Regions from separate parts of the Mus musculus genome. Here all the other regions are linked to region 2. The links are chromatin loops, found by intact Hi-C in ENCODE. Cell type or tissue: left cerebral cortex. All regions are shown on one strand.

The links. Hi-C counts contacts between places; a loop is a spot of excess contacts. Peaks named below come from ENCODE experiments on the same cell type or tissue, not always from the same donor. Only the 100,000 strongest peaks of a DNase experiment are listed, where the experiment ranks them.
Region 1: a loop joins it to region 2, with 4 times the contacts of the local background. A loop is called at or near these places in 2 of 42 quality-filtered maps.
Region 3: it touches region 2 in a loop (8-fold over the local background); 2 of 42 quality-filtered maps call a loop at or near these places.

The regions. Positions count from the first base shown.
Region 1 is chr2:171,917,119-171,925,118 of GRCm38, reverse strand. No RefSeq gene overlaps it. Among named protein-coding and RNA genes, the nearest start is that of Gm40005, 41 kb to the left of the region's middle. In left cerebral cortex, no CTCF peak of the experiment used is centred here; a DNase peak (open chromatin) is centred at 3,955.
Region 2 is chr2:172,136,992-172,144,991 of GRCm38, reverse strand. No RefSeq gene overlaps it. Among named protein-coding and RNA genes, the nearest start is that of Gm35719, 15 kb to the left of the region's middle. In left cerebral cortex, a CTCF peak has its summit at 4,826; DNase peaks (open chromatin) are centred at 5,308, 5,748, 6,948, 7,760 and 1 more place; H3K27ac peaks cover 886 bases.
Region 3 is chr2:172,036,350-172,044,349 of GRCm38, reverse strand. Cbln4 (cerebellin 4 precursor protein) reads left to right here and starts at 884. Exons shown (of 3, transcript NM_175631.3): 1 at 884-2,333; 2 at 5,260-5,376; 3 at 6,783-8,000. The coding sequence starts at 2,052. The coding sequence ends at 6,980. In left cerebral cortex, CTCF peaks have their summits at 1,977 and 3,426; DNase peaks (open chromatin) are centred at 2,019, 2,478, 3,333, 4,514 and 2 more places; H3K4me3 peaks cover 3,591 bases; H3K27ac peaks cover 1,151 bases.

The DNA of each region.
Region 1 (8,000 bases), 220 kb after region 2:
CAGAGGACACAGACGAATACAATCATTGGTGTGGCCTTCTTAAGGTCAATCAACTCCCCCGTTTCCCTACTCTTCCCCCTCCCTTCAAAAATATCTCAACACCCATATTCAGCTTGAAGAAGTTATGAAGAGTCATCATCCCAGTTCCCTAAGCTTTGGGGCTGGGGGTGGGTATTATAGGTTGTCTTTGATACTAAAAATTTTGAAGTACAGGGCTTGGACCCAGTCCTTTTATTGCTGTTATTATAAACAGATCTGAGATGTTTAAGCCTGTGAGTTAAGGGCCAAATAGGAAATTTATAGCTCTGAGTTTATTGTTAGGGTGTTTTCAGTTATTTTAATTAGAAATGGCTGGGAGTAGTTAACAGAGAACAGTCTAGATTACCTCACATAGATAATTGATTTTCAAAAATGTCAGAAGTCCACAGAATGTGACGTTTAATAATTACTTATTCACTTGTTGTTGAGACTAGTCTGCTCCTGGCAGCTTTCCCTGTCTTGGATTCAAAGAAGAAAATGAGCATCTGTGAGTTACTCCAGTTGTAGTGAAACAGCCACTAGGCAAGAATTGCCTCATTTCATCTACAGACATAATACTGTCCAAAGAAAGGACACAATTACAGGTCAAGACAGCTTGATTCTGCTGAGACATAGTAGGCTAGTCTCTAATATTCCTGTTTCTCTAAGTCTGTCAGATGACCCTGGCCAGTAGGCTGAAGACCGATGCTCCAATGTGTTGAAGTAAGGGACTGTCCAGGTGATCAGCGGTCTCTATAAATTGGTTAAGTTTTGGAAGCTGTGTTAGGCTTCCTATATATTTTCAGTTATATCCATCGTTCTTGGATTTCTGATGGGGTTGAAGATGTGGATGATGGTAGTGTAGTGGTAGATTGGCCCAATTGAGGCACACAGCATGTATACATATTAACTGAGTCGTGTTTTCATTGCCAGGGCACATTTGGGTTGGAGATTTACCGCGACAGATCTTTATCCCAGATGTCTTCAGTGACAGCCATCACTGACCTCCATGTTGGCTGCTTATGATTAGGGTCATAAATCAGCACAGTGCAATCTGACCAACCGGCAGTTCCAGATGTCTAATGCAGAGTGACTTTAGTTGGTTGACATCAAGGTGTGGGCATGTCTCCATTAATTGTGGGTTCTCTTGGGGAGAATCATTTACTTCTGGTTTTCAAGATTTTAATTGTCTGTGTGTGTATTTGTGTACATGTTCGTACATGTATGTACACATGTGTGTACATGCATGTGGAGGCCAGAAGTCAACAATGAGTACCTTCTTCTATAACTGTCCATTGGATTTTCTAGGACAGGGTCCCTCTCTGAAGCTGGAGCTCACCAATTTGAGTAGAATGACTGGTCATCAAGACCCAGAGACCTTCTGTCTTTCCCTTCCCAGCTCAGGAATCATGTATGTAACCTATTTTTTTTTTTAAAGTGAATTCATGGGGCTTTGAACTCAGATTCTCATGCTTGCATAGCAAACACGTTACCCAGCAAGCCATCTCTCTAGCCCCTGCCTTTCAAGTTTCCAGGGCTTGTTCACGTTCTTCAACTCCTGGCCCCTTCCAGATCAAATAATCACAACTCTGAACATAAGATGGTGACTTTTTGTTGTTGTTGTTTGTTTTGTTTTTTGGTTCTGCTCTACCTCCTCATCCAGGACCCTGTGATTACACTGGATTTATCCATGTGACCCAGGGTCATCTCTCTTCTCAAGGTCACCTTTATCACAACTCCAAACCTCCTTGGTGACTTTTGAAGCAGGACAGACATTTTAGGGGGACTGGCGACCCCGGAAGGCCTGTGTAAATCAACAAACCACGGTCAACACACCATTTCCTCTATGATTTCATTTTACTTGCTTGTCTGTCGATTGCATCAAAGACCTTAGAGTGCTAGGGGCAGATCCTTAAACACAATACACTTTAAAATAAATTAATAAGGTCTAAGGAGATTGCTCAATGGGAAAAATGGTTACCACAACAGCATGGAGTCTTGAGCTCAGATCCCTTGAACCGATGGTGAATGAAGCACGTGTCTGTGATCTCAGTGCATGTATGGGAACACATATCTGTAATCTCAGTGCGTGTATGGTAACATGTGTCTGTAATTTCAGTGTGTGTGTGGTAGCATGTGTCTATAATCTCAATGCATGTATGATAGCATTTTTTTGTTGTTTTTTTGTTTTTTGTTTTGTTGTTGTTGTTGTTGTTGTTTTCCAAAACAGGTTTCCTCTGTGTAGCCCTGGCTGGCCTGGGACTTGCTTTGTAGATCAGGCTCACCTAGAACTCACAGAGACCCACCTGCCTCTACCCCTTGAGTGCTGGGATTAAAAGCATGTACCACCAAACCTGGCTGGTAGCATGCGTCTGTAATCTCATTATATGTATGATAAGATTGGAAGCAGAGAGAAGGGAACCTCCAAAGCTCGTGTGTCAGGTAGTCTAGATTATGCAGGAGCAAACCTGAGACCCTGTCCTAAGCAAAGCAAAAAGTAAGGGCTAACACTCGAGGTGTCCTCTGACCTTCACGTGTATGCACTGTGGTGCATGGGTGCTCACACTCATTCCCCCCCTCTCTCTCTCTCCCCATCTCCCCCTCCTCCCTCTCCCTCCCCCCCCCCTCTCTCACACACACACAGATTCATATGTGTGCCATTTCCCACTCCCAAATAAACTACATGATGGGCCGTCTCCCATGATTTCTATTTTGATCCTCTAGAAGAGCTGATGCAGTCCAGCACTTCAGTTGCCAATGCTCATCACAGATGCTGCCTTTGTGCTTAATACAGACACCAGCAAGGAGGAGCGCAGGCATCACCTACCTGCAAGAGTCACTGCAGCCCCGCTGAGCACAGCTGGACTTGGAGGCTCAGTACACAGCAGCCAGTGCTTGTCTCATTATGTTCTCCATCTTCCATACGATTCCTGCACCTAGGGGTGAAGATAAATTTTAAAAGAGCAATTTATTATTAGCCTTTGAAACCAAACCCCGGCTTGGTACTTAATCATTTTAATTAAAATTCATCTTGCTTTACTTTGGTTTTGTTTTTTAAAGTGACAGCATTGTGTGTATCTAAAGTGTACATGATAACTCCTGATTACATTGTCCACTTTCCAGGAGATTTCTTTCATATATATATTCATATATATATATTTATTATTGATGCTTGTTTATTGCATATGATGATGGGTGTCATAAAAACTAACCCTACAGATTTCACCAGAAGCCTCTTAGAATAAGAACCCAAAATCAATATATAAAAATTAGTAGAATTCCTATATCCTTGGGAAAAATGTGTTGAGGAGGGTATCAGGTACTGTTCCACTCATAGCATCAAAGAAGTATCTTACTAGGGGTGTGAGAGTTATCTACACTGAAAAATATAAGACACTGAAGAAATCAAAGACCATTGTAGAAGATGGAAAGACCTCCCATGTTTGTGGATCGTCAGAGTCAGTATTGTGAAGATGGCTCTATCACCAGCTGTGACCTACAGATTCAGTGTACTATCAAAATCCCAATGGAGTCCTTCACAGAAATAGAAAAAGCAATCCTAAAAATCACCTAGAAGAACAAAACATCCCGAAGAGCCAGCACACTGTGGAACAAATACAGCAGTATTGGAGGTGTTAAAGTACAGAGACAGAGAAACAGAGACAGCGCAGTGCAGACGCAGATTTGTGTAGATTGATGGTAGAAAACTGAGAGCCTAGAAACAAACCCACCCAGCTACAGCCACTTTATGTTTGGCACAGATGTGAAGAAAACCCGCTGGAGAAAACACAGCCTCTTCTGCCAGTAGAGACTGGGAAACTGGCAGTGCACACACAGAAGGATGAAACTAGATCCCTGTCTTTCATCTTGCACAGGAGTGAACTCAAAACGCATCAGTAATCTTAGTGTAACACCCGGAGATATGAAATCGGTGGGAGAAAATATAAGGAAAGCTGTAAGCTAACAGGCGTGGGTGACACCTACTGAGAAGGATCCAGATGGCTCAGGAACAAAGCTAAGGACTGAGAATGGACTTACATAAAATTAAAAATCTTCTGCACAGTGAATGAGCCAATATACCAGAAAGACAACCTAATGAATGGATAGAAGGAACACTAGTTATATACTAGACAGTGGACTTGCTGGGTCTGGCATGACCATGGTAGGGGACAAAGCCAGGATGCACGGGTCTCCACGTGTAGCAGTGCATGTGTATTGGTGTGTGCTGTTGGTATAAGGCTTGTTTGTATAACACCGTAACTATTTTTATGTTCTACCTTCAAGGACTGTTTTTCCTGTTAATTACTCCATGATGAACAGTCTGGGGGATGGAGGTGTGGCTAATGCCTCAGCAAAATGGTAAACACTGGGACCTTTAAGACAGCCCTTAGGGCTGTGGGAAAGAACTCTAAAAATCATGAGTTTAAAAATATATAATTTCTCAACTATGCAAAGAATGAGGGTACAATATGAGTTATGAGGGGCTTCACGAGTCTAAAGGAACAAAGTTGCGCTGTGAGCCAACTTGTCAGAAAGATAATAAAGAAGAAAAATAGAGATTTAGGGAATGGAGATAACAGGAGATCCTACCCACCTAAGTTTTTTATGCTTACCAAGGCAGACAGATTCTTGAATTCAGGGTCAGCCTGGGACAGAGCAAGATTAGGTCTAAGGGTGGTAGACATGGTAATTTCAGGGCAGGGTTCCACCCAGCTAGTTTATTGTCTGTGCTTAACAGGCAGGCAAATCTCTGAATTCCTTTTCACTTTTTTTTTTTTTTTTTTTTTTAATGTGTGTGCTGACTCCTGTGAATCAAAGGGTTGGGGTCACAGGAAGCTGAGTCATAGGATAATCAAAAGGGAACCTGAGATCAATGGCTGGATTGATATATAAAATAAAAGACTGGGCTTATGATCTGCAAGAGATTAATTATCCAGAGAATTTTTTAGAATAGCAAGAGAGAACTGCTTGGAGAACTGAAATCAATCAGGAAATAGAGAGATCTGTGTGGAGACCTCCAGAGAAAGCAGAACACAGCCAGCCGCCTAGAAAGCTGTCTCCAGCAGAATGTAGGCCACTAGCTTGGACCCATGATTTTTTTGACTTCATGGCGTTTGTTTTTGCTGCTCCCAGACACCCCTTCTTTCAGAGCTCCTCTCCAAGCTGAGACTGGACTTTGGCATGGGCTAATCTACCACATAAAAAGAATACCAAACACCAAACAATTCTACCAGTAAGGGTGCAAATGAAATGAGAGGTTCTTAAGATGGAATGCAAAGGCCTAAGGTGAAATGCCTAATACACATATGAAAACACATTTAATCCGTTTATCCATCAGAGCAGTGAAACTTAAAACACCATTGAGCTTCCAATTGACTTCAGTCAGAATGGCTCTCATCAAGAAAACAAATAACAGATGGTTCAGGGATTTCGGAGAAAGGAAACCCTTAAACGTGACTGGTCAGACCACGGTGGAAACCAGCATGGGAATTTCTCAAAAATCTAAAAATAGAATATGACCTAGCTATACCACTCCTGGTATATGCAGGAAGACTCTAAAATTATCATAGAAAAAGCTTTTCATAATCTATGTTTATAATCTGCTTTATAATAGTCAAGTTATGAATCAACCTAAGTGTCTATGAATAGATGTATGGATTAAGAAACTGTAATGAATATATATATGATGGAGTGTAATTCAGGCACAAAGAACAAAATTGCGTCATTTTCAGGTCTATAGATGCAGCTGGGGATTGTATTGAGCATAAGAAGACGCAGGAGGGTAATTATGCTTCCTCACATTGGTGGGACCCCAACCTTATGCAGATAGACAGTCATGTGTATATGCAGAACTTGGAAATAGAAGCAAGATTTTATGGAGAGTAATGGATGGAAATAGTAGGAAGAGGGACGGGGGGGGGGCTAGTTCATGATACACTTGTATGGAAATGCATTTATAAAACTTGTGTATATGTCAACAAGTTCATATTTGAAGAAGAAACAGACATTTAATTCCAAAACCTCAGAGGTTATATAGTCATGGCGGACACTGCTCTAGCCACTGAGCCACACATTTGCCTTGTTACTTTTGCTGCTGGGTTGTGCAAAATTTCCCATGGATGCTCTAGTCATGCATGCATGTGCACACATGTGCTTTCCCTCTGTGTTCTCAGGGCTTGGGAGTTTAGTTATTTGTGTCTATTGGGGGCAGTCCCTATCTTGCTGATGAATGCCACTGGTGCAGAATCATGGATTAGGAGGGAGATGATATGTAAATTCCTGGAGGGCTGTGATAGATGAAGAAACACTTCCTGATCAGCCATCTCTCCCAAACCATCCTGGCTATGCTAAGCAAGCTCCTAAATAGACTTAAAAGCTGCAAGACGTCTGAAGATGTCTCATCAATGCCATTGCTCACTAGTGGGTAATCAATGTTACTCTGGCTGTCCATGATGGTGATAGAACTGTCCCAAAATACTGAAGTCTGTCTCATGTCACTCTTGGTTCATTCTCCCCCCCCCAACCCCCCCCCCCCAAGTAAGTTGATGAGCAACAGGGTGGATGCCACTTGGCAAGAATCCAAAGAAGGCAGCTACTTTCTCATTGTGTTTATAAGGTATGTTTATAGTTGATAAGTGACAGATGCTCCAGGGGCCATTAGACACAGGCAGTAAGCTTGTCTCTATGACATGGCAAGCCTCACAGGCAGACATGAGAACATGGCAACCTTGGAACACCGAGGAACTTTCATTTGGGTCCTGACGAGTACAGAAGCATGCATTCGAAGCTGCTTTTATCATTGGGGGAGACTTCTCCACACCCCTGCAAATCTCTGTCCACTCTTTCTACCTAATTTCTACCTCTCCTGTATGTCCTTAGCTTACCATTTGGCTAAATGTCAAAGCCCGTCTTGTGAGTATTGATTTTGCATTCACCTTAATGGCTTTCCTAGGATGATGTAGAGAGAAAAATACAATGCAGAGAGCCATAAATGCTGGGAATATTGTGGTGGGGAAGTGTCTTCCAACCAGCTCTCCACATGTATGTAGAGCTAATATAGGGGCTCAGATAAATGAGACCATGGTCTATCTGTATTTCTCCAAATGATATTTTTAAATCATAGATGTGCCATGGCTATTTTGCTAAGCAAAAATTATTAATCATTAAACAAGTATCTGTTAAACATGCACTTGTCAGTTTATCAATGAAATGTTTTAATAAGAATTTGATAAGCACCTTAAGTACATTGTAGTGCTTTGAATGAGAATGGCCCTCAAAGACTCATATGTTTGAATGCTTGGTCCCCAGATAGTGGAACTGTTTTAGAAGGATTAGGAGGTGTGGCTTTGCTGGAAGAGATGTGTCCCTGGTGGTCTGCTTTGAGGTTTCAAAAGACCATACCATTCTCAGTTGGCTTTTGTTCCCTCCCTCCCTCCCTCCCTCCCTCCCTCCCTCCCTCCCTCCCTCCCTCCCTCCCTTCCTTCCTCTCTCTCTCTGACTCTCTCTCTCTGTCTCTGTCTCTGTCTCTCTCTGTGTCTCTCTGTCTTTCTCCTCTCTCTCTCTCTGTTACGGTTGTTGTTTCACACTATGAGCTCTCAGCCATGGCTACAATGTTATCCCTTTCTGCCTACACCAAGCTCCCTGACATGATAATCATGGACTCATCCCCTGAAGCTCTAAGCAAGCCCCAATTAAGATGCTTTTCCTTTATAAGTTGCCTTGGCTATGATTTATCTTCACAGCAAAAGAATGGTAACTAAGACATGTATTGCCTTAATTTACTTAGAAAATAGTTTATTTTTTAGAAATTTAAAAATATCTTGTGTGTGTGCATGTGCTGTGTGTATGTATGTGGGAATCTATGTATGTAGCGGTCAGAGGGATGCTGGCATTCTCTAACACTGTCTGCAGTAGTCCCTTGTGTCAAGGCCTCTCACAGAACCTGGGGCCATTTGTTTCTTGGCTAGGATGATGTCTTAGTT
Region 2 (8,000 bases):
GCTCTACATCTTGATCTCAAGGCAGACAGGTGGAGACTGTCTTCTACAGGCAGCCAAGAAGAGGCGCTGGATCTTACTGGGCAGACTTGGGCATATATATGAAACCTCAAAGCCCTGCCTCCACAGCGACACACTTCCTCTGACAAGGCTATAACCTCCTCCAATAAGGCCACACCTCCTCATAGTGCCACTTCCCACAGGCCAAGCAAATGCAGATCAGCACACATGTCCAGCTCCTGGACTGGGTACTCTTTTACCTTTACTTTAATATCCTTCTGCAGGATGCCGTCCTCTCCTTTCCCTTCAAGTTAGTTCAGAGTACTCAGAAACGCCATGTTTTCTTGCCTCGTCCTCTTTGGGTTTGTCATCCTAACCTTTTTAATATGCTAGAATGATCCTGTTTAAGGTAAGTTTTCTAAGGGCTAGAGAGATGGCTTAGTGATTAAGAGAACTTACTGCTCTTGCAGAGGACCCGGATTTGGCTCTCAGCACCCATATTGAATGATTAACAACCCCCTGTAACTGTAAGAGATCCAGTACCCTCTTCCGGAGCCTCTGAGTACCTGCACTCACACATGTATCTGTATCCATGCATGCATGCATGCATGCGTGCGTGCATACATTCACACACATAAAAAAAGCACCTGCTGCTCTTCCAGAGGATCTGAGCTCAGTTTCCAGCACCGACGCCAGGCGTCTCATGACTTTCTGTATCGAAAGTTCCATAGGATCTGATACCCTCGTCCAAGGCCCTACTTCGAAGGACGCTAAACTCATGTGCACATACACATAAACAATATATGCATGATTGAAAAATCATAAAAAATAAATCTTAGAAAGTAGAATAAGAGGCTGGATAAGCTCAGGGGTTAAGAGCACTTGTTTTTGCAGAGGTAGGCTCGATTCCCACCACTCATGCGGTGACTCGCAACCATCTGCAACTTCAGTTTTAGGGAATCTGATGCCCTCCTTTGAGCTTTTTGAGCACCAGGCATACATGTGGCACACAGATGCATATTTGAGGAAAACACTCATACACATAAAATAATGTAAATAAATCCTAAAAATCATATATATCAGGAGAATTATTAAAATGGTACAAACATTCCCCACATAGCATAGACTTGGTTTTCTGTGTCATCGACATTTAGATGAGAGTAGTGTATTGTTTGTGCAGACAGTTCTCCAGCACCGAGACGAATACCATGAAGTACCCTCCAGTCTTTATTCAGGGGTCTTCAGTTGTTGCCTGATGTGTGTTTTCAGTTCCTAGACCATGGGCCATTCAGCTGCATGTCACCTCTGGCTCCTCCTGGTTGGGGCAATGTCTCTAATTTTCCCTTTTTTGATGACCTTGACATTGTTGAGAATTACTGGTCAGGTATTTTGGGAATGTCCCTGAGAGGCGGGTGGCAGGGTGTCTCCTCAGGGCTGGAGTTATGAGTTTTTGTGAGATCCCAGAGGCAGAGGACTGCTCTCATTATGTGGTACTCTTGATGCTTGACATGATTAATGGCTGTCGAGCTGACCTTGGCCACCCGGCTGAGGTCGCGTGGGTCAGGGTTCCCCTCCCCCGCCCATGTTGGGTTTCTCTTTTCCTTCTCATTCTGTCCTTGTGAGAGGGAAGCCATTGTGAGCATCGCTCACGTAAAGAACAGGGCCTGTGCTTCAGCTGTTTGAGAACAAACATCTGCATTAACATCTGGGATCTGTTCTATCGTCCTTTATTTTTAAAGGGTTATTTACTTTATGTGTGTAAGTGTTTTTCCTGCATGAATGCATGTGCACCGTGTGTGTGTGTGTGTGTGTGTGTGTGTGTGTATTGGTAGCAGAACCCAGAAGAGGGTGCCCAGATACCTTGGAGTTAGAGTTATGAACAGTTGTAAGCCAGCGGGTACTAGGAATCGAACCCAGGTTTTCTGCAAGAACAGCCAGGGTGCTTAACCACTGAGCCATCTCTCTAGCCCACTTTCTCTAATTCTTTAGATAATCGTTTGCTTGCATTAGTCTTTATCTGCAGATATTTTTTTTTCTATTTCTAAAAGTAAGCTCTTATCTGTTTGACACGGGATTTCATTCTATGGCTCTATGGCCCAGGCTAGCCTCTACTCGCAGCCTCTACTCACAGCCTCCCAGGTACTAAACTCACAGTCACGAGTCAATCATGCCAAGGTGAGAGGCAGTCTTTGAGGGATGTTTTAGTTGGCTCCTGTGTATGTTTATCAATATGCTTGCCAGTTTACTAGTAGCATATAGGTATGCGTGTGTTTGTGTGCATTAGTGTGTGTGTGTACACATATGCACATGCACATCAATAAATATGTAAAACATTCCATGGCTATCTAGTCAAATTTTTAAACTACATTATCATATATCAGAGGCAAACGCCCTAGCACGGAGCCATAGCTCCAAGCCTTCTCGCCCACTGGGCACTGCAAAATGTTGCTCCCTAATCTTGGTCCAGTCTTAGAATCTCTTCTATCTTTCCAAACTGGCAAGGTGTGGCATATATATAATTCCAACAAGCTAAACATGAGTTACATGGTGAGTCTGAGGCCAACCTGGGACATGTGAGACCATGTCTTAAATAACTAAAAACCAAATCAAATCAAAGGCCATCCAGATATCTGGTAGAACATTATGTCCAGGTGTGTCTGTGAGTATGTTTCCAGAAGGGATTGGTCTTTGAATCATTGAAGAGAGACAGGAAGATACCTTCTTCCTTATCCAGTAATGACAGGCCCCATTCAATTTACTAAGAGCTCAGAGAAAACCAAACCAAATTAAACCAAACCATACCATGAGTGTTTTGTCTGTTCTTTTGAGCTTGGATATATTCTCCTGTTAGTAGACTTCAGAACCCTGTTTCTCTGGCTTTTGGACTCTAAGGCTTACACCAGCAACATCTCCGAGGTCCTTAGCTATCAGCCTTGGACCAAGAGTTGCAAGATTTGCTTCCAAGATTCTGGTGACTAAGCACTGGACTGTGTAGAGAAATTTTAATCCAGCAACATGGCTGTTCTGATCACATCCAAAGACCTAGGTCTGTGTGATCCTGTGGGGATGCAGACATACCCTTAGTGCACATCTTTTATCCCTCTGGTTGGAATCCTTTAGCACATACCTTTAATTCCAAACAATGACTTCTAATTGAGGGGCAGACAAAGAGAAAGATTTGACACGCTGAGCCAGAGATAGAATACGCCCATCACTCGGGAGAAAATCTATCTAAGAGCAGCACAGGGCGAGAGGATGCAGTCAGCGAGCTGGGGGTTGAGTCAGTTGGGAGTCAGTGCGGTGAGTGGTGAGCACAGCAGAGGGGCTGATGAGTTCCTCCTGAGTCCATGCAGTGCACTGCAGGTCAGCAGAGGCGGCTGAAGCCAGAGAAGGAGAAGGAGCCAGGGGATTAGAACAAATTGCCAGTTGTTTGAGGCAAAGCAGAGCAGTTCACTGAGAGAAGCCAGACCGAATCAGTCAGCTTGGAGAGGAGCTTTGCAAAATTCAAAACAGCTGAGTTGAACCAGCCAGCCAGGGTTCAGAAAGAACTAGAAAGGGTGAGCTTATTCAGCAGTAAATCTCTGAGACAGCAATTGCATCTGGAGATAAAAGTTACTTTTATAGGACTGAGCCATGCTTCTGGCTCTCTATCTTGTAGACTGCCTGTCGTAGATTATTCCATATACTGTCTATATATTAATCTATTTATCAATGTATCTATGTATGTATGTATGAATGTATGTATGTATGTATGTATGTATGTATGTATCTATCTATCTATCTATCTATCTATCTATCTATCTATCTATCTATCATCTATGCAATCATCTATGTATCTATCATAATATATCATCTATGTATGTATGTATATATGTATGTATGTATGTATCTATTATCTATGCAATCATCTATGTATCTATCATAGTATATCATCTATGTATGTATGTATGTATGTATGTATGCATGTATGTATGTATGTATGTATCTATCTATCATCTATCTATCTATCTATCATCTGTTCAGTGGTCTATCTATCATCTATCTGTTTATTATCTATCCAATTATCTATCTATCTATCTATCTATCTATCTATCTATCTATCTATCATCTATCTATAGTCATCATCTATCTATAATCTATAATCATCATTTATCTATAATCTATCAATCTACTATCTATCTATCATCTCTATATCTATGCATCTGTTTATTCAAGTATCTTATTCACCATAATCACCATGATCATTATCATTGATCTGTTCCCACAGAGGTTCTCACACATACTTCTATCCTTTAATAAGCTTCATTATTCATAGGGATTCCTAGATGTTTCCAGAAGTTTTGGAGAGGCTGACTTGACTGAGAGCAACTTGTCTGCAAAAGCATAACCTCCTACTCTGAGACCCGGGTTCCACTCAAGTGTCAGGATTTCGGAAGCAGGGCAGGGTTGCACTGAACCAAGTTTCTCTGGGTAATAGAGGCCTAGGGAAAAGCACCAGCTACCACATAGCAGGGCAAGTCGATTTGCATCAAAATCAGACCTTCCTAAAACTTTCCAGCCCTTCAGCTGCAGGAGCGAGTCTGAATTTTTACTGTCTAACTCAGAGCTAGTTCATTGCTAAATGGGTCCACTTGGACACATCCAGAGGAACACTGTGTGTAGAGGAGGCAGAGAGTGCTTTGTGCTCACATCTGTGCGGTGGCGAGTGATTCATCTGCCAGCCCCATGCTGGCCTCCTCCACATCCCCGGAAACCATTCATGAAGTTCTCAGAACAGCAGTACCTTAAAGGGCCTGCCTGTGTTTCTGTAGGACTGGTAAGTGGTTCTCCACTCAGAGGAGGCCTGAAGGGAACACTCGGGCACCCCTTTGAAAGGGGTCAGGACTGGGTGATTAACTGCTCACAGCCAATGTGGATGCCAGGGTGACAGTGGGATACAGGATGGGTCAGGTCCCTCTCCCTGCTGGTGGAAGGGAAATTGTTGTATTCTAGAATCCCTACACCATGAAATGTGAACACAGGCTGAGTGACCCTTGCTAAATTGAATGGTGCAACCGTGCCCTGACAACTCTGTGAAGAAGCAGCAACCTCCTGTTATTCTGAGAGAGGCTGCCCTGAGGATTAGGGAACATTTACATTCACAGCTGGCTCTAATTCCTCTGAAACAGACGATTTTCCAAAGAGCCTTTTGACTGTTTAAAACTGCTACCCGGCAAGACATTTGGGTAATTGGGCTATGTTGGTCTCCTGTCACCTTTATATATATTGATGGTCATGTAGCCTTAAAAGACCTTGTTCCCCTTTAATTGGGATTTCCATGTGGGAGGGGCCTATGTGAACCTTAAAGGGCCAGTGTGGAGAAAGAAGGATACCTTTGGTTCTCTCTTCCCCTGTTTTAGTGCGGGCATTTGGACTGTAAAGAAGAGAAACAGACTTGTGATGTATTTAGAAAAAAATAAAAGAGAGACACTAAATGGTGCCTTCTGGTAAAAATCAGGAAACTGAGAGTGGTATTTAATGGAGAGTTCCTACTGAAGAGTCCTGTCCAGAGAACACCGGCTGGAGGTGGCAAAGCCCCGGGAACTCCGGAAGTTATGCCGGAAGTTATGCAGTTTCCTCAGGCTCCCTCCGCTCCCTGCTCCTCCTCCTCATTCTTTCTCTCGTCCAGTTTTCAAGGTATTCTATGCACCTGCCACAGAACGCTGTTCCTGTGTTTGCAGTTTTTTTCCACCTCATTTTGAGTCACCACATGCTCTGACTGGTAATGTCTGGATGACAATTCCAGACTCCTGAGACAATCTGGTCTAGATTGACATTCACCGTCTTGGGAAGAGGAAGGTGGGTGGGCTCTTCTCAGAGAAAAGCAATGTTCTCTGGGAAGCAAAACTGTCTGTGGTAACAAAGGGAACTAACTGGGAGGGGAGGGTAGAGAGGGGAAAGACGATCAATGTACAATAAATATACTTGTATAAAAATGTCGGGTGCCATGTAGGTGCTGCCTACATGGACGGACTATGTTATTCCTAGAAATCATCGGTTTTTAAATAAAAGTTTTGTGCTAGCTGTGGAATACCCCCTTGTGAGTTGTTGGCCAGAGAGGTCCAAGAGGTTCCAAAACAATACAGGGTACTGCCATTGCTCTTGGCTGCTCGTCAGAACTAGATGGTAAAACCCTCTTGTTGAAGATCCCACACCCAGAGAAATCTGACCTTAACTCAGCTGCCTAGCATGCTGGTGTCTAAGGGTACTGTGTAGCCTGCTGGAGGAGATGATTTACTTAGCTGTGGACACTCATGGCTACAGCTGTGACCTCACTGGCAGGATACGCCCACTAGTACAATAATGGCATGGTTGTTTAGGGTGTATCCAACTACTTTCTGATTGGATATGAGGACCCGATATATAATTGTTTCTGTAAGCCCACTCAGACTCGATATGGTTCAGAGGCCACAGTGGGGAACCTGCTACTCTTGGTTTGCAAAAATGGACACACTATCAAACTGCCTTCTAAATGTTTATATCTGTACCCATAGATAGTCCTGCTTCCAGCCTTGGAAGAGATGCTTCCTTCTGCAGTGGGTGGAAGTCAATGCAGAGGTTTCTATTTGGCAAATGTGCCAAGAATAAGTGGCTGTTGAGTGCTCACCAGTGTCACCCGTTGAAGGTTCAGGGACCGGTGTAGGAGAGAGGACAGAAAGAAAGCAAGGGTCGGGGGATGGGAGCATTGCTGTAGAACACTGCCATCCAGACAGGACGTGGTCACTTAGGTCACGCACACTAGCAACGATGCATTTTTTATACAAGTTTTGCACAAGACTGGGCCTGTCAACATCCCATCATGGATAGCCGAGGGACCCAGGAGGCCTCTGCCCTCCCTGGGGAGCTCTTCACAGTTCCTGGTTGCTGGAGGAGGGGGTGACATTTTCTTCAGTGATGTAGCCACTGGTGAGTTGCCCACGCTCCGGCAAACAGTTCTATACTCATGCTCCCGCAGGCAACCCTAATTAAACTCAATGGATTTAAAAATAAATCAGAAAACAAAGAGTAAATAATGTAGCCTGACATCCTGGTTTACAGAGAATTAAAGCATGCTACTTGCAGAGTTTCACAATGCTAAGAAAAGAGAAGAAAATGTCAGGTTGGTGAGACGGGTCACTCAGTAGGTAAAGGTGTTGTCAAGCCTGAGTACCTAAATTTAATCCCCAGAACCCACGTGATAGACACAGAGACCTCCTGATAATTGTCTTATGGCTTCTACACAAATGCTGCAGAGTGTAAACATAGAGTCATACAATAAAGAAATAAGCAAATAAATAAACAGGCCGCATTATATAACAGTACTATGTACAATGAATACCACAATGAAAATTTTAAAAAGAAACATTTTAATCTAAAAAAAAAGCAAAACAAACAAATAAAACGACAAAAGCCATAGGGATTTGCTCTTTAAACATAGGGACCGTCACACCCATCTCCCTGTGCAGATGGGGAAACTGAGGCTTACCAGTCTTTTCTAGTTGAATGGAGATTGTTAAGAGGGAATGATTTTATTTTGCATGAAAACTAGTGATATTTTTCAAGTTACAGCCTCTTAAGAAGAAATAGAGTTATCATTCATTAACTGGAACATGTTGCTTAACCGAAATCTTTTTTACTATGTAATCTGGTCTAAAGGAAACACCCTCAAAATAAAAAAGGCGAGTAAGTGAGAGTGAAATTTTGGTACCAGAAGAGAGTGATTTCCTAAAACAATCCAGGACAGTTATGTAAAGTTCTTTGGATATTTTTGCATCTTAAAAAAATTGAATTCAAGAAATGAACAAGAAGGAAATAAAAAGCCACAGGAAAGTAAAAAATGCCCCAGTGGCCAGAGGTTCTGGGCGTCCTCAGATTTTCATGAGCAGCCTGGTCCTTAGCATGTAGAATAGGCATGGATGCCCTGAGCCACTGGCAGGGTTCAGAGTCAGGGGGTGGGGGGAAGGAGCTGTGCATTCCAGTGGTCT
Region 3 (8,000 bases), 100 kb after region 2:
AGAAGTTGGGGCTAAGGATCAACCCTAGGGGCATCTTGTATCTTAATACTTGGAATTTCAGCATGAGCTTGCGGCACACATTCCCTTGGAGAACCTTAGGAGATCAGACTAAAGATGTAGGTCTGTCTGGATTCTGCAGAGGAAGAGCTCGAACGCCATTCCAAGAACGCACAGGACCATCTGGGAAGCTTAATCTGACCCAAGGACATGACTCAACCTCTAAACAATTTGCAACCAGTACGTACTAATCAGGAGGTCTGAGTGGCTGGTGGCTTCCACAGGGACGTTGTTTTGATTAGAGAATAGCTGCACTGTTCTCCTGCAGCTGAAGTCAAGAGAAGTCAACAAGGAATTTGGGAGTGTCCTGACCCCAAAGAATACTGAACCAGAAAGCCGGGGCCCTTAGTTTGGGTAGTATTGGCCACTCATTAAGGTCTTGGTCAGGTTCATGCAGCCAACTCCAAAGCCAAGCTCTGCTTCCCCGCTTCCCTTCCGTGGCTTCCGAAAAGGAAAATAAGTTGCCAGTCAGAGGCCAAGATGGCAGTGGAGTGCACAGGGGAGGAACATCAAAGAGGGAGAGGGTGCAGTACTCTCGGGGTGTGCATTTTAATTGTTACATTTAAGGGATACTGTTCACTATGATTGTTCCTGCCCCTGATTGGGATGGCTGCACAGCGTGAGAAGGCGAGCCCCAGTGGGTTCCGAGGCTCATCCTCTTGAGCAGAAGAAAAAAAAACAGGCGCCTCCTCCACACCCGCCCCGCCCAGGGCACAGAACTGCCCCCGGGCTTTTCTGGGCTCTCCAGGCTCGAGGGTTACGTGGGACAAGCTCCTGACCAGGCGCAGTTGGGGGACACTGGCTGGTCCTCTTAGCGTCAGATAGCAAACCGCGCAGATTCGCCGAGGTCCTTCCATCTCCACATCTGAGCTGGCAGCGCCACGTTCGGTTCAGAGAGTCTTGCGCAGGGCAGGGTGAGGGGACCCACAACTCCCTCTGCGGGTCCAGGTGGAGCTGGCGGCGAGCAGCCGCGGACCCCTGGCAGGTGCAGGCAGGTGAGCATCATCCTCTGGGTACACAAAGTGCGATTTCGGGGGGATCAAGTGACCTCAGACCTTGGCAGCCGGCAGCGCCGTGCGTCCCGCTCTGTCCGGGTGCGTTCAACGTCACACAGGCGCTGCTCCGCTGGGGTCAACGGACGCCTTTTCTGCTTTCCGGGGATCCACGGGATGAGCGGGCGAGCCAAAGCCATCTGCAGGCAGCACTCCTATAAATAGCGCGCGGGTGCCCTCTCGGCGCTGTCCCTCCGGCTGCACTGCACGCTGAGACACAAAGTTGTGCGCAGGGACGCGGGAACCCAGGGCAGTAGGCGCCCTGCACCTTAGAACTGCTTTTGGCGACGGGCACTCAGCTGCCGCCTACCTGCGTCGGAGTGACACCGGGCTTTGGGGGAATTTTTGACCAAGCGCAAGTGGAAGTCGCTAGCATCCTAGCCATGGACATAACCTGGCATTCTTCTCATCCCCGGAAACACCTCCTGCCTCTGTAATTTGTTCCTGCGCCAACCAGAGTCCCTCGGACAGGACCGACACCCGCACCGCTCGGCACTAGCCACCTTTGCTAGCGTTTACTCGCGGAGTCCCCTCTGTGTCTTCAGCTCTGTGCTTCACCAGGAGTGCTTGGGTTCGGGGTGAGAATTTATTTTGTTCTTTTGAGGTGTGACTGAGAGGGTCTGGAGACTTTTTAGATGTCAAGGGACAAGTGTGGGTGCCGTGGCCCCAGGCAAAACTGATTTGGGGGTGGAGGAGTTAGGGTAGGAGTTCTGCATGAGCTCCTTAAAGGACAAAGGTAACAGAGCCAGCCAGCCAGTTCGAAGGGAGACTTCAGTCCTGAGAATTGGTGGAAGTGCGCGCGCCGCTGCTGCCGCCGCCGCCGCTGTTCCTGCAGCGCTGTCGATCTAGCCACTGGCGTCTTCCCGAGCTCCCGGATCCCGGGGTAGCAGGCGCCGCCTGGGAGCAGAAGCGCCAGGCTGCCGCTTGCGCACGCGGCTCACCATGGGCTCCGCGCGCCGGGCGCTGTCCGTGGTACCAGCCGTTCTGCTGATTCTAGTGCTGCCTGTCTGGGCACAGAATGACACGGAACCGATCGTTCTGGAGGGCAAGTGTCTGGTGGTGTGCGACTCGAACCCAGCTACAGACTCCAAGGGATCATCATCTTCCCCTCTGGGGATATCGGTCCGGGCAGCAAACTCCAAGGTGGCTTTTTCGGCGGTTCGGAGCACCAACCACGAGCCATCTGAGATGAGCAACAAGACTCGCATCATTTACTTTGATCAGGTCAGACTCCCGAGGGATGCAGAGCGCATATGGGGATGGGTGGTCTCTGGGTATCGGGGGCTGCATGCCCAGATTCAGCTAATATGAATAGGATGTGGCGAGATCGTTTTATCAACTGACGGTATCAGTTTGAAACTCAGAGCTGCCTCCCTTCCCCAGCAACCACAGCCTCCATTCAGTCCCGTAGTCTTTGGCACAGGCCTGCGCGGTGGGTGGCTTGGGAGCGCAGAGGAAAGCACCTGGAGATACGACAAGTTTAACAGCAACAGGTCATCAGGGGCTGAAGGGAATACTGTCCCTGGATGCTGAGATCTATTGGTAGAGAAGTTGGGCCTCTGGCTCAGACTTATCAGCAGGTGCCCTGGAGGCGTTTCTGAGGGGGCCCTATTAGACAGTCTGAATTGTTTGACTTGTGTTTCCAGGTGGAGGCTCATCTCTCCACAAGGCTCTGGGGTTCCACAAGGTGCAGGGACCCTTCCAAGTAGACACAGATGATTAGGGGTGTGGTTCTGGGGGGGGGGGGGTCAGAGACCATCTCCAGATCTCTAGCTAGGGTGACTCCGCAGGGTCCAGGGTAGCTGGATTAACACCACCCTGCCTGGTAGAGATCAAAAGCCTTTCTCACTATTGCTCCACTCAGAAAAGTTGCCCAGGCAGGAGGAAAAAGGATGGAGTAATTGCATAGAGCTTGGGCAGGTAAGCGCTGGGGGCTGGGTTTCCCTTTCTGGTTCCCCCAGGGCATTGTAATTTGCTGAGAAAGCACAGATTTTGAGGTAGCAGCCAGGGGATGGGGCTGAAACTGATGAAAGCTGCAGCTTCTGCCCAGCTGCTCAGGGCTCTGTAGACAGGAGTGACGAGCAATCCCTGGGATTCAGCTTAGCAAAGCCCTGACTCCTGCATTTTGGTTCCAATCCCAACAGTACCAGGAGTCTGTCTTATGCCAAAGTCACACAGTTCACAGTTGTATGCCGAGTCCCGCAGGCGGGTTAAGCGGGGCTTCGGGACATGCCAGGAAAGACTCGGGGTGACGTTCGTGCTCTTGACTTAATTCTAAGTAAGACACTCGCCAGCTGGCTAGAGACAGAGATGTCTCCCTAGAGGCTTAGAATGGGATAGCTATAATTTTAAAAAAATGAATTAAGTAATCCCTTTAGAGATTTTGGTGCAGTGTTTAACAAAGTGATGGAGAGGGAGCCTAAGGCCAGCCTGGTCTGTGTTTTAGCGCATTATCTAAATGCTGAAGCCTCGTGGACATTGTGTTATCCTTGTCTGGGGCATTCTTTTCAATGTCCTTCCCACCAATTAGAACAGGAAAGGGGTTTTTCTTTTGTTCTGGGAGCCGTGCATCTTTGAGACAACAAGACACACTTAGTTATAAATCTTGACGTGCTTGGATGCTTCTATTACCCTGCAGAGTCCGCGGCTAGCTTCGTGTTTACTGATCAACAATAATTGGCACCTCTACTTTGTTAATAAAGGATGCCTCTTGTGTCCGAGTCTCCCAGTCTTGGCTAAGCACTTTACATTATTCTAACGTGCTTGGCAAAAAGATGTTTTGTCAGGCCATTGTGCACAGCTGGTGACGGGGCTTTAGAAAGTCCATCTGGTCACACGTCAGAGGGCAGAGAGCTGATACTTATGGTGAGAAGCTGGGATCTCACACCTCGCACAGATCTGTATTTCAAGGCAGGGCTGAGACCGGTGCATTTACCTAAGTGTTCTGACGTTCTGGCGTGCTGTAAAGAGGCAGGGTGCACTTTGAGGAAATGAAGCAGGAAGTACGAAATATGTTAATCTTGACAAGATGATGATGTTTGAGACAGATAACAGCAGACTGACTCTAATAAGCAGGAAATATATCTTTGGAGACACATCTGATTGTTATGGATTTATTTCTTGGTGAGACATGAAAGAAAGCTTCCTTGTTTTGTTTGGGCTCTTATGCTCTCCCAGGAAGGGACGTACCTCCGAGACACTGAGATTTGACTGAGAATGTACAGAAAATCAGAGTTAATGTCACAACCAGGCCACACACTGGAACACAAGGCACATTGTGGCTTTCTTAGAAACAACGGCTAACTTAACTTTTCACTTTAGACCCTTGAGCTTCAGATAGATTTCAGGTGGCTGATAGGAAGATAAAACAAGACACGGGAGAGCACGGAAAGGCCACCCGGTTTACTGTCCACATGTATGCCCTTCTCTTGGCACCCAGCCAGGGCTGATTCATTGCCAGTGTATGATATTAAGGCTTAGATGGCACATAAGCAAAAAAAAAAAAAAAAAAAGCCATCGGTCTGAGGACAGCTCTGGCAGAGGCTAGGGGAAGAACCTGGCTTTGCCATCTCTGTGGCCCCAACTTGTGGTGCCATGGACTAATGCCCCATGGTAGGGAGGATAACATGCCTCTGTGGTGTGTCCAGGGATTACTGCAGGATGCCGATTGGCTGGCTGGGTAACGTCCCTTCTGGACGTTGGGAAGGCGCATGGACTGTGGAGATGGAACCGAACAGCAGACATCTTCCCTCCGATTCTCAGTGAAAGCTAAGACAGACCTTCACATGGTACTCTGGTGATCCCAGACACCTCGGCCTGGAAACTGACACCTGAATGCAACACAGTCATTGTATTTATTTACCTTTTTCCCCTGTGCTATTTAAAAGGTAGAAGACGCTTCCAGTATGCACTTTTATTTCCAAGTCACTTAACAAGAAAGACATAGGATTAGCTGTTTTATTCTCTATTGTTTCTGAAGTTAGTTATTTAAAAAAAAAAAAAAAGGGAAGAAACAGGAGAGAGAAAAAAAAGAGAGAAGGGCCATATAAAGAAATGGGGAGGGGAGGAAGAAGAAGGGGAGGAGGGAGGGATTTATTGTACTCATGGGAGGAAACTACAATTTTCTGTTATTTGTTGCTTTTTATTGCAGATCCTGGTTAACGTGGGTAATTTTTTCACATTGGAATCTGTCTTTGTGGCACCGAGGAAAGGAATCTATAGTTTCAGTTTTCACGTAATTAAAGTCTACCAGAGCCAAACCATCCAGGTACATCCTCCCATTGAGTGCTCCTTGCCTCTGCAGGGTGTACTTGCATTGTAAAGATAGTTGTCTATCTTTTCTGTTTGTTTTCAAAGGCGTGTGATTTGCAATTTTTTTTCCTTTACAACATCCACTTGGGTGTGTGACAAAAGCGAGTAGAAAAATAAGCAACACAAGACAAAACAACAACAGCAACAACAAAACACAGTTTGGGAAAGTTTCACGACACAAATCTGTACAGGGGGTTGGTCTTTATCTCATGCTTGAACAAAAGTTACTCAAACTTATACGGAAAAAAAATCTTACAAAACTTTACAAATGAACATTAAATAAACAGAATAAGTACACTACCATCTAAAAATGGTGTGATGCAACAACAACAACAACAACAACACAGCTTGGCAACAACAAAGATTCCATGACAGGGATCTCTATGGAATATAGTACTTTTATCTCATGCCAAAATAAAAGTTACTCAGACTTATACAGAAAAAAAGTCTCGTAAAACTTTACAAATGAACGTTAAACAAACAAAACAGGCTTGCTATCATTTAAAAATTGTGGGTTGCAATTAACTATTGAAGCCACCAAACTACCAGGGAGCCAGCTACTTATGACGCTTTTGAGAAAGGCTGTGCGGAGCTTGGCGTGCTAGAGCTTATTTTTGGCTTCTACTTTTCTAGCAACTTCTCCCCAGTTGCATAGTTAGTGTAGTGCATGTTTATAGCGTTCTAGAATGTTACATTGAATACCTAGCATTTATATTATATTTTATGTCCCTATGATTAATAGATGGCACAGTCATCTGCCACTTTTATATCCCAGTGACTGGATCAACTGGCTGGCCTTAGGTTTCATCTACTCCATATTAATCCTAACCTAGAGAAAGGGAGTGTTTAGTGAACATATCTACTTCCCTGGAAACTGACATTTCAAATGACTTTCGTTGCTGTGCAAATTCCAGAAACCGAGACGCCTTCTCAGTTGCTGGGAGCAGCTGGTGCTATCTGACCATGTCAGGGTTAGGTCAACATTGGGAAGCTAGTGGACAACTTTGTTACCAAATAGTTTAAGCTGAGCATAAGAGGCTGGTCCAGTGGTTAGCTTTGTTTCCACACTGAGGGAAAGTCAGTTTTCCACATGATTAGATGGCTTTCTGGAGGGCATTATTTTTGTAGGAATATAAGGAAATTTTCATTGGAAAACATACACACACAGAAAAACACACACCCACACACTCACATACACACAAACACACATTAAATCTGACCCTGACATATGTCCAGTTTGAAAGAAAAGGAGAATATTTCTAAAATAGCAAATATTTGACCAGGTCATGCTTTGAACTGTTTCCTAGCACAGATTTCGATTTTAAAGGGAGCTTTTTTTGTGGGGGTGATTTTTCTTTCCAGGTTAACTTGATGTTAAATGGAAAACCAGTCATCTCTGCATTTGCTGGTGATAAAGATGTGACCCGTGAAGCCGCCACTAATGGAGTGCTCCTGTACCTGGACAAAGAAGATAAGGTCTACCTAAAACTGGAGAAAGGTAACTTGCTCGGTGGCTGGCAGTATTCCACGTTTTCTGGCTTTCTGGTGTTTCCTCTATAGAACCCGACTTCTCCGTGATGCCCAAGAGTGAGGGCGCCCACCCCGGGTTATCAGAAGAGCACTCTTGGATTGATGTCTCTTACTGTTTTGTTCATGGCTGACTATGGATTCTCTCTGAGAATTCTAGACCTGTCTGGACAGACACAAAGTTTCACAGATCATTTTCGTGTGTGTGCCAGTTTCCTTATATGTGGACTGGGACTCTAAAGCTGAAAAATCCCCGATCTGCTTACATGTTAACTGTCAGAAGCCGTCTCAAGGTTTGTCCTGTTTAGTTTCCTGCTGTTACAGCATTGGCTGCAGATGTGGGTTTTTTTTATTTCTTTGTTTTTGAAAGACAGGCTAATGGGTCTGAAAGTTAGAAAACTTGGAAGTTCTGACTTCAGTGGTTATAGTGGAACTGCCAAAGACATGTATACACGTGTGGATACATTGATTATTAATTATACTTTTTAAACAAATTATAATTACTTTTGAATTTGTTTGTTTTGTTCTCTTAAGGTAACTGGGATTGTATTTTAGTGACTGGCGTTGTGTTCTCTCTACCCATAAGGTAACAAATGTCTTGCCTCAAAATGTCCCTTAACTCTGAACTCACCCACATGACCTCCCTCCTGCCCCTAAAACGAATGCTCCATAGTTGTATTTTAATTATATATGTGAAAGAGTCATATTTTCCAAATTATATTTTCTAATAGGAAAAACAGATCATAATCTGACAAAGAAGAAGTTATTTACCCCAACTCTAATGCTCAGCGCCAAACCTTGGCAAAGTACCTCTCCTTGGTGGGAAATCGAATACTCTATCGCTCAACCTTAATTAACATGATTGATAATAGCTACTTTATTAAACCCATAAGGAATATTTTCTCCTTCACTATGACCACTTTATTAACTGGAGATAGTATGCCCTTATTTTTAATTGTATCTATTTTTCAAATCTCCTGTTGTGTTTGAAATATCATCTGGTTTTGCCTTAATTCCTTAACTTGTATATATTTATCTGTTCAGCTAATATTA